2 separate regions of the Homo sapiens genome follow, and region 2 is linked to region 1. A link is a contact called in ENCODE Hi-C or POLR2A ChIA-PET data. All regions are on one chromosome and are shown on one strand. Each heading gives the region's core, a stretch centred on a gene start or an enhancer-like site at or near the end of the contact. The rest is flanking DNA. Distances are from core to core; before and after follow the strand shown.

Evidence for each region. Hi-C counts contacts between places; a loop is a spot of excess contacts on that map. ChIA-PET counts read pairs that join two places held with the same protein, here RNA polymerase II (POLR2A).
Region 2: a loop to region 1 is called in a map of testis, with 4 times the contacts of the local background. The contact joins two enhancer-like sites. A Hi-C loop is called at or near these places in 1 of 168 maps with a recorded cell type or tissue (testis). POLR2A ChIA-PET finds 5 or more read pairs at or near these places in 2 of 52 experiments (activated B cell and activated CD8-positive, alpha-beta T cell).

The regions. Positions count from the first base shown.
Region 1 is chr13:50,318,334-50,322,434 of GRCh38, forward strand. The region is part of intron 2 of DLEU1 (deleted in lymphocytic leukemia 1); the gene reads left to right. Among named protein-coding and RNA genes, the nearest start is that of DLEU2, 190 kb to the left of the region's middle. Within about 2 kb of position 2,044, at least 7 of the 41 ENCODE cell types and tissues checked have a DNase peak (open chromatin) inside an H3K27ac peak, as active enhancers do.
Region 2 is chr13:50,633,639-50,637,739 of GRCh38, forward strand. No RefSeq gene overlaps it. Among named protein-coding and RNA genes, the nearest start is that of DLEU1-AS1, 110 kb to the left of the region's middle. RefSeq lists enhancers at 1,839-2,038, 2,435-2,729 and a silencer at 2,435-2,729. Within about 2 kb of position 2,018, at least 4 of the 41 ENCODE cell types and tissues checked have a DNase peak (open chromatin) inside an H3K27ac peak, as active enhancers do.

The DNA of each region.
Region 1 (4,101 bases), core at 794-3,293:
AAATGATTGTTTAGAAATAGTAGCATTTAGCCTAGTTATTAAAGACAGGACATTTGAGTAATTTAAAAAAATAGATGAAATGGAAAAACACTCACCCAATAAGGTTTCTATTGTAAAAAGGCCAAAGGGAACGACATTCAGAATAAAAAGTCTTATACTTGGAAGTGAACAGATAACTAAATTTAATGAGATGGTCTGGGACACATAGGAACCCTCAAAATGTTACTAGAAGGTTATGGTGAGCCTAGAATATTGAGGGGTGAGTTTGGGCCATCTAGGTGAAAATGTCAGCTAGACAGTCATAGATATAATACTAGCACTCTCGGGGAAATTGGAATTGAGAACACAATGTGGGAACCACCAGCTTAGAGGCAAGAGCTGAAGCTCTGAAGATAGTGAAGGCCTCCCTGGGGGAGATGGGAAGAGAGGAATGAAGGCAGAAGAAAAGTTGTTTTTCTTTCAAATCCTCTATATTTTATATTATTCCCTGCTTCCTTTTCCTCCTGCTTCCTGGGTTGGGATGGGGATATCTCCTCTTGGCTTATAAAATTATCTAGAGACCAGGAGCCACCTTGTAGAGTAGGGGTCCCCAACCTCTGGGCCATGGACCAGTACCAGTCCATGGTCTGTTAGCAACAGGGCCGCACAGCAGGAGGTGAATAGCAGGCGAGTGAGTGAAGCTTCATTTGTATTTACAACCACGCCCCATCACTCCCATTACCCTCTGAGCTCAGCCTCCTGTCAGATCAGTGGTGGCTTTAGATTCTCACAGGAGTGTGAACCCTATGGTGAATGGTGCATGCAAGGGATCTAGATTGCGTGCTCTTTATGAGAATCTAGTGCATAATGATCTGTCACTGTCTCCTATCACCCCCAGGTGGGACTGTTTAGTTGCAGGAAAACAAGCTCAGGGCTCCCATTGATTCTACATGATAAAGAGTTGTATACTTCATTATATATTACAATCTAATAATAATATAAATAAATTGCACAGTAAGTGTAATGCGCTTGTATCATCCTGAACCATCCCCCTCCACTCTGTGTCTGTGGAAAAGTTGTCCTCCATGAAACCAGTCCCTGGTATCAAAAATGTTGGGGATCACTGTTGTAGAGGACACAGAGAGGTTATTTTGAGAACCCCAAAGCTGTTACAAACACACCCAATAGACAGCACACCTATATAACTATAGGTATTCAAGGGCAGTTACTACAAGACAAGTTTTCAGGACCAACTTTTCATCTTTGAGCGGATGCACAGTCCGGACTGGTTTTCTTCCGTAAGAGAGAAAGAGGGAGAGCAAAAGTGAGAACTTTTGGGGCAGGGAGGAAAAGTCAAAGGGGGATGGTCAGGTTCAAGCATGAGGCCCTTGGAGACTGCTGGCCAGGGGTGCTGCAGAGTCACCGTTTCTATTGTGTAAACTTTCCTATGCTGACAGATTGCCTGGTGTGATAACTTCACTCTTGTGTGCAAATACTCTTCCTTAAAGACACATAGAGAAAAGCTGGCCAAGACCCAAGAAATGGCTGTAGAAAGATATTCATTCTCAGGGCATTTCTGAAAACACATTTTCTCTACATTTTCAGCTTTCAAATTGTATAAATTTTCTCTTGACTTCTGACTCAAAAATCTTCTCAAACCAGGCATGTCAGTTTCTTAATTAAAAATGGTGTCTTAGTCTGTGAGGCCTACCATAACAACATACCACAGACTGTGTGGCTTAAACCACAAAATGTATTTTCTCACAATTCTGGAGGCTCGAAGTCTAAGATTAAGGTGTCTGCAGATTTGGTTTCATCTGAGGCTTCTGTCCTTGGCTTGCAGATGGCTGCCTTCTTGTTGTGTCTTCACAGGGCCTTTTTCTCTGTGCCTGAGTATCCCTGGTATCTTTTCTTTTTGTAAGGACACCAGTCCCAATGTATTAGGGCCCATTGTTTTGATCTCTTTAACCTTATTTACCTCTTTAAAGGTCCCATCTCCAAATATAGTCACATTGGGGATTTGAGCTTCAGTATATGAATTTGTGTGTGTCTGTGAGGGGGGAAATAATTCAGTCCATAATAAATAGTAAGCTGAGATTTGTCTACTATGGACTCCCTGTCACACAGTAAGTACTTAGCAAATATTTGTAGAATGAGTCAGGCTGTGACTGGGTAACTCATTTATCAATGTGCTGCCATATTTTTTAAAGTCTCATAAACCTTAGTCAATTAAATAAATTTTTCATTTTGCAAGAGTTGGTAATGATGGCCTAGTAACTTTATAAATGGGCTAAAATCAATATACTTATCTTTAACATGAGCCCTAGAGGGTCAGATCAAGCCATAGTGCAAGACCCTAGTATAATTCCTTTCCTTTACTGAAGTGTTACGCTGGAACAACATTGCAGTGAAGGTTTAAAACTAAATATTGAAGATGAGGTGGTTTTGCAAACTTTCTGGATGATGTGTGTTAAGAGGCACAGAAGGCAAGCATCTTGCTCCCTTCTTACAAAGAAACAGAAGTGGTGAAGTAACTTGCCTAAGGTCTCATGCAGGTGAGTACCAGAACTGGGATTAGAATTCAGTCTTGTGTCACTCCAGGGTGCTGTTTTTTTTCTTTTTTTGATGTGCTTCTTGTTTAGCCCATTTAGCTAGTGAATGTGAAGATTCAAGGAGAAAAGGCTTTTCCTTCTGACATTGAAGTACCTAAACTCTTTAGAAAATCTACTCAGGTGCATTTCATAAATTGATTACAGATGAAGTCCAATAGTAACATTGTTTATATTTGTGAAATCTACCATACTTGTCAGTTTCTAGTTTACAGATTATATAAGGAAATCACTTACATCCAAAATACAATCTTTGCCAGTACACCAGCACAACCTCTTGGGAATCTTGAACTACACATATACTGAATTGATACTGCAAATCAAGTCATTTGCCCAAATGGAAGGATTTAGGGATAAATTCAGCCAACAGTTACATGCTCAGATTCAAGAATCTGAAATAACCACTATATTGTATAGCTAAAAATAAAGCAGTTTGCACAACACTTGGCATTTTCAGTTGACCTAGTCAATACTAGCTAATAATTTTTATAATTCTTGAGTGAAGTGAGTTTTTTCTTTATTTTACATGTACAACTGGAATCCTGAAAAGTTAATAGATTATCTTTTACCTAAGTGCTACAGTAGGTAAGGTAGTATTGATAGTCTTTTACTGAATCTACAAATATTTTTTTCTTGAACATGACATAATTTCTTTTAACAGTTTTATTGAGACATAACCAACAAACAATAAACTGCACATACATATAGTGTACAATTTGATGTTTTAACATATGTATATTCTTATTAAAACTACCACCACAATCAAGCTAATAAACCCACTACTCCTAAAAGTTTTCTTGGGTCCTTTTGAAATTCCTCTTTCCTAGGTAACCATTGATCTTTTTTTCTGTAACTACACATTAACTTGCATTTTCTAGGATTTTATATAAAGTGAAACATACAGCATGTAATCTTTAAAAAAATCTCTTTTCTTTCAGTCAGAATACTTACTTTGAGACTCATCAATGCTGTTGAATATATCAATAATTCACTCCTTTTTATTGTGGAGTAATATTCTATTGTATGATTATATCACAATTTCTTTATCCATTCACTTAATTATGGGCATTTGGGCTGTTTCCAGTTTTTTGCTGTTACAAAAAAAAAAACGCAGCTATGAATATTTCTGTACAAGCCTGTATATGAACATATTTATTTTCCTCTTAGGTAAAAACCTATGAGTGGAATGGCTGGAACATATGGCAGGCGCATGTGTAACATTTTTGAAATTGTCAAACTGTTTTCTAAAGTGATTGTGCCATTTTACATTCACACCAACAGTGTATGAGAGTTCCAGTTGCTTCACTTCCTTAACATCGCTGGGTGTGGTCAGTTTTCTAAATTTTAGCCATCCTAATAGATTTGACTTCATGCTTTATTGTGGTTTTCATTTGCATTTCCCCAAAGACTAATTATGTTGAACATCTTTACATGTGCTTATTTCCAATTGTCTACCTTTGGTGAGGTGTCTATTTGAATGTTTTATTTTTTTAATTGTTTTTATGTTTTCTTC
Region 2 (4,101 bases), core at 768-3,267, 320 kb after region 1:
TTTTTCTCCACACCCTGGTCACTTCCATGGAACCTCCTTAAGTGTGCTGGTCAGGCCCTGGAGTGGGTGACAGAATGCTGGATGATGAGTCTGTGCCTAAATCCATGTTTAGCTGGTGGAGTTGCCAGCTCCTTTCAGTCTAGGAAAAGTCAAAAGCCACTTTGGGTTAGATACCTTCTGTTCTTCATGAGTCCCTTGGCTGAACCTTCTCAGTTGAGCAAGTGCAAGGTGAGCACACGCTGTTTGCCCTTTTCTGTCACCTGTCTTAGTTCCTTGCCCTTTTCCATCACCTTAGTTTTCTGTTAGTACACAAAGCTCAGAGACGAAGTGAAGAAGTTTGCAGAAAGAGTTCTGAAGTCTTGTGAGGGAAAAGATTCTAGACCCCCAGCCATTCCTTCTCTGCATTTGGAGTTTGGGAAACCTGTCCTGGTAGAGCAGAGTTGCCCCATCTGATAATTCTATATGTTCAAGTGAGAGAGTATCTAGAGCAGCAGTCTCCAGCCTTTTTGGCACCAGGGGCCAGTTTCGTGGAAGGCAATTTTTCCATGGACCCGGGGTGGGGAGATGGTTTCAGGATGATTCAAGTGCATTCTGGTTTATTGTACACTTTATTTCCATTATTATTACATTGTGATATATAATGAAACAATTATACAATCTGACATAATGTAGAATCAGTGGGAGCCCTGAGCTTGTTTTCCTGCAACTAGGTGGTCCCATGTCGGGGTGATGGGAGACAGTGACAGATCATCAGGCATTAGACTCTCATGAGGAGCATGCAACCGAGATCCCTCGCATACACAGTTCACAATAGGGTTTGCACTCCTATGAGAATCTAATGCTGCCTGCTGATCTGACAGGAGTCAGGGCTCAGGTGGTAATGCAAGCTATGAGGAGCAGCTGTAAATACAGATGAAGCTTCTCTCACTCACCTGTCACTCACCTCCTGCTGTGTGGCCCAGTTCCTAACAGGCCACAGACCAGTACCAGTCTGTGGCCCTGGGGTTGGGGGCTCCTGGTCTGGAGAGTATAGAGTAAACTCTAACAGGAGTGCAGAGGCTGACCATGGCACTTTGGGATGCTGTGGGGTGGAGAGCCTTGCTTTTACCTCAAAATATAAAATTGTATGCCCCAGTTAATCTGAGTAGGAATAATATCATTGGCTCCCTTTAGCATAGCTGTGATAGGCTGAGAGCACTCTCAGAATTTAATTAATTCTCAAGGAAAATCAATGGGGGAGAAACACAGATATATAAGATAGGATTCAATTTCCAAAGATTACCTTCTGATCTGGTCACATCAGGTGCTTCCAGGCCTTAAAGGCCTTATCATCTTTTCAAAGTCACATTGTCTTGACATGCCTGTATCCTATCCCGCATCGCTATAATTTTGTGGAACCTCATCTGTGACTCTACTTCCTAAGTCTGAGCATGTTTATGACTAGAGAGTACCAGGTTAACAGCAATTTTTCAAGAGCTATCTCAGAAACAACTGGAAGCTTCTGAAATCAGGGCAAAGAAATTCCAGTTCCCCATTGTCCTCCACCTAGGGCTCTCCTTCTGAGTTCAGTTTTCATATGACTCTTTCCCAGGTGTCTTTTTAATTACCGTAACGTTCATATAACAAGACTTCTGCCCTGAAAAGATCCTTAGAGTCTGTCAATTCCAATCTGTTCCCTTTACAGAAGAAGAAATGTTACAGAGAGATAGAGATAAGAGAAAATGCAGTGAAGAATCCATACCCTTTTGTATCTTTAGGGCAAAGCATTACAGCAAACATAGGGAAATGAATAGAAAATTATAGACACTTTGGAGATGTCATAGTCTAGAATGAAAATTCCATGAGCCATCTGGCCTCTTCATTGCTGTGTCTCTTGTTCCTCTCTCATGCTAGAAACTCAAGACATTTTGTATTATTGAAACTGTGACCCAAACAGTTAAAGAAACCAGTGACTAGATAAGAAAAGAAAAAACTTGCTGAAATGCGGAAACTCCCTCTGCTTGCAACATAACAAACCTAGCTGAAATCAGTTGGAACCAATATGGCCAAATGGAGTCAGTGCAGAACGAGCTTGCTGATGTCACAACCCAAATTTCCACTGCATGTTTCACACTAACTTCCCCCAAATTTGCAACATGTGACCCATGAGGAAGCGTGCAGAGATAACTGTGTGTGCCAAGGATTTTCTGGATCTCCCCTTTCCTTCCACCAATCACCAGTTAATCTCAGAATCCACCCCTAACCCTTTTCTAATAAAAATACTGCCTTAAAGTCAGCACAAGGAGACAGATTTGAGCTGAACTTCTGTCCCCTTGTTGGTCGACCTACAATAAAAAGCTTTTATTTTCTCAAAACCCCAGTGTCATAGTATTGGTTTCTAGCACTTCAGGCAGCAAGGCCTTTTGCTTGGTAACAATATGAATAAATGTCAAACTTTGTTTAAGTAAATTACCCACATAGATACCTAATTGTGGAGACAAGCAGAATGAGTATGTAAATTACCCTGGCCTGAGAGCTTTCTCTGGGTTGCCTGGCAACCAAGGTAGCCTGAAAGCCCCACCTCTCCTAGGAGAGGCTACAAGTTCTCATAGGACCAGGGACATTCCTTTCTCCAGTGGGAGTGGCTGTCTCAAACTAACTTCCCACAGGTTTAGGACCCCTAAAGCCTCCAGGTGCTGAGCCTCTGGCATTTCCTAGCAATCCCCTAAACAGCTAGAACCTAAGCTCAGGCAGCTTAGTAGCTGAGCCCAAAATATTGATTTTCTCAGACTGCTCTCACACCAAGAGGCTGTAATTCAGAGACAGACCCCACTCCTATAACGATGGAAAACAACAGGAAGTGGGATGTCTCCCTTGCCGCAAGGCCCCTCAGTGTGTTTGTCGCTGCTCTGGCCATAGTCCGCCTCTCTGGGGATGCCAACACAAGAAAGGACACATCACCTGCGGACCTATTTGTGAGTTTCAGTCTGCTCGCTGCTGGTTACCCACCCCTTGCACCAATTCACAACACCACGAGTTAGAATAGAATCATTGTCATGTTTAGAACCTGAAGCTATTCTCATTGTACCAATGTGGTAACTGAGGACCAAATAAATTGAGTGCCGGTCGTAAGTCATGTGGTAACTAATGACAATCAGGAGTATATCCCAAGCCTCCTGGGTGCTTCCTCAGATCAGTTATTTGGTCACTTAGGGTGAAAAAGGGTGATTAATGCATGTATTAGGGCTTATGGGGTGGAAGGACCTAGACATAAGCTTTTGGAACTGCAATAGCCCTCCCATAGATCATGGGAAGTCTATTACCCTCCCAAGGATTTCTGCAAACTCCTTATGGGCTGTATTTTCAGAATAATCTTCAGTATCCATTTCTGCTGATTAGATCTGTTTCTGCTGATTAGAGAACTCGGTATTCAAATTTCCAGTGGTCTCATAAATACAATTTTTAAAGTTCAGTTTCTTTGAAACGGGATTCAAATAAACCAAACTTTAAAAATTATATTTGTGAGATCACTGGAAATCTTGTGACTAGTGGATATGTTCCTAAGTCTTTATTAATTAATAAGTTCTATTTCCACCTCTTGTTATGTAGTCCTTTCAATTTATCTGTTGAATAAGCCAAGGTTTCCCACAGTTTGGATTTTGTCAATTGTATCCTTGTGGCATTAATTAATATGGTTCTCTGTTAATTCATTAGGGATTTTTTAAATGGTGTTAGTCTATGTTACTTCTTCATTTATTAGCCAGAATAATAACTTCTATAAAGAGAAACTTTCCCTGATTGACCGTTATGTTATTCAGAGCTGTTTCTAATGGGGAAGACAGGATAGGTGCTTGATTCTCTCCCTTAATTTGTCTGTTTTCAATAATGAAAAATATTTGAAGATAACTACTGAGTTTTTTTAAAAAAATTATGAAGTCATGAATTTAAATATATTTTGCATCTTTTAGCTAATTGCAGTCTTTGTGCTATTTTTTTTTTTTTTTTGAGATGGAGTCTTGCTCTGTTGCCCAGGCTGGAGTGCAGTGGCATGATCTCGGCTCACTGCAAGCTCCGCCTGCCAGGTTCACGCCATTCTCCTGCCTCAGCCTCCCGAATAGCTGG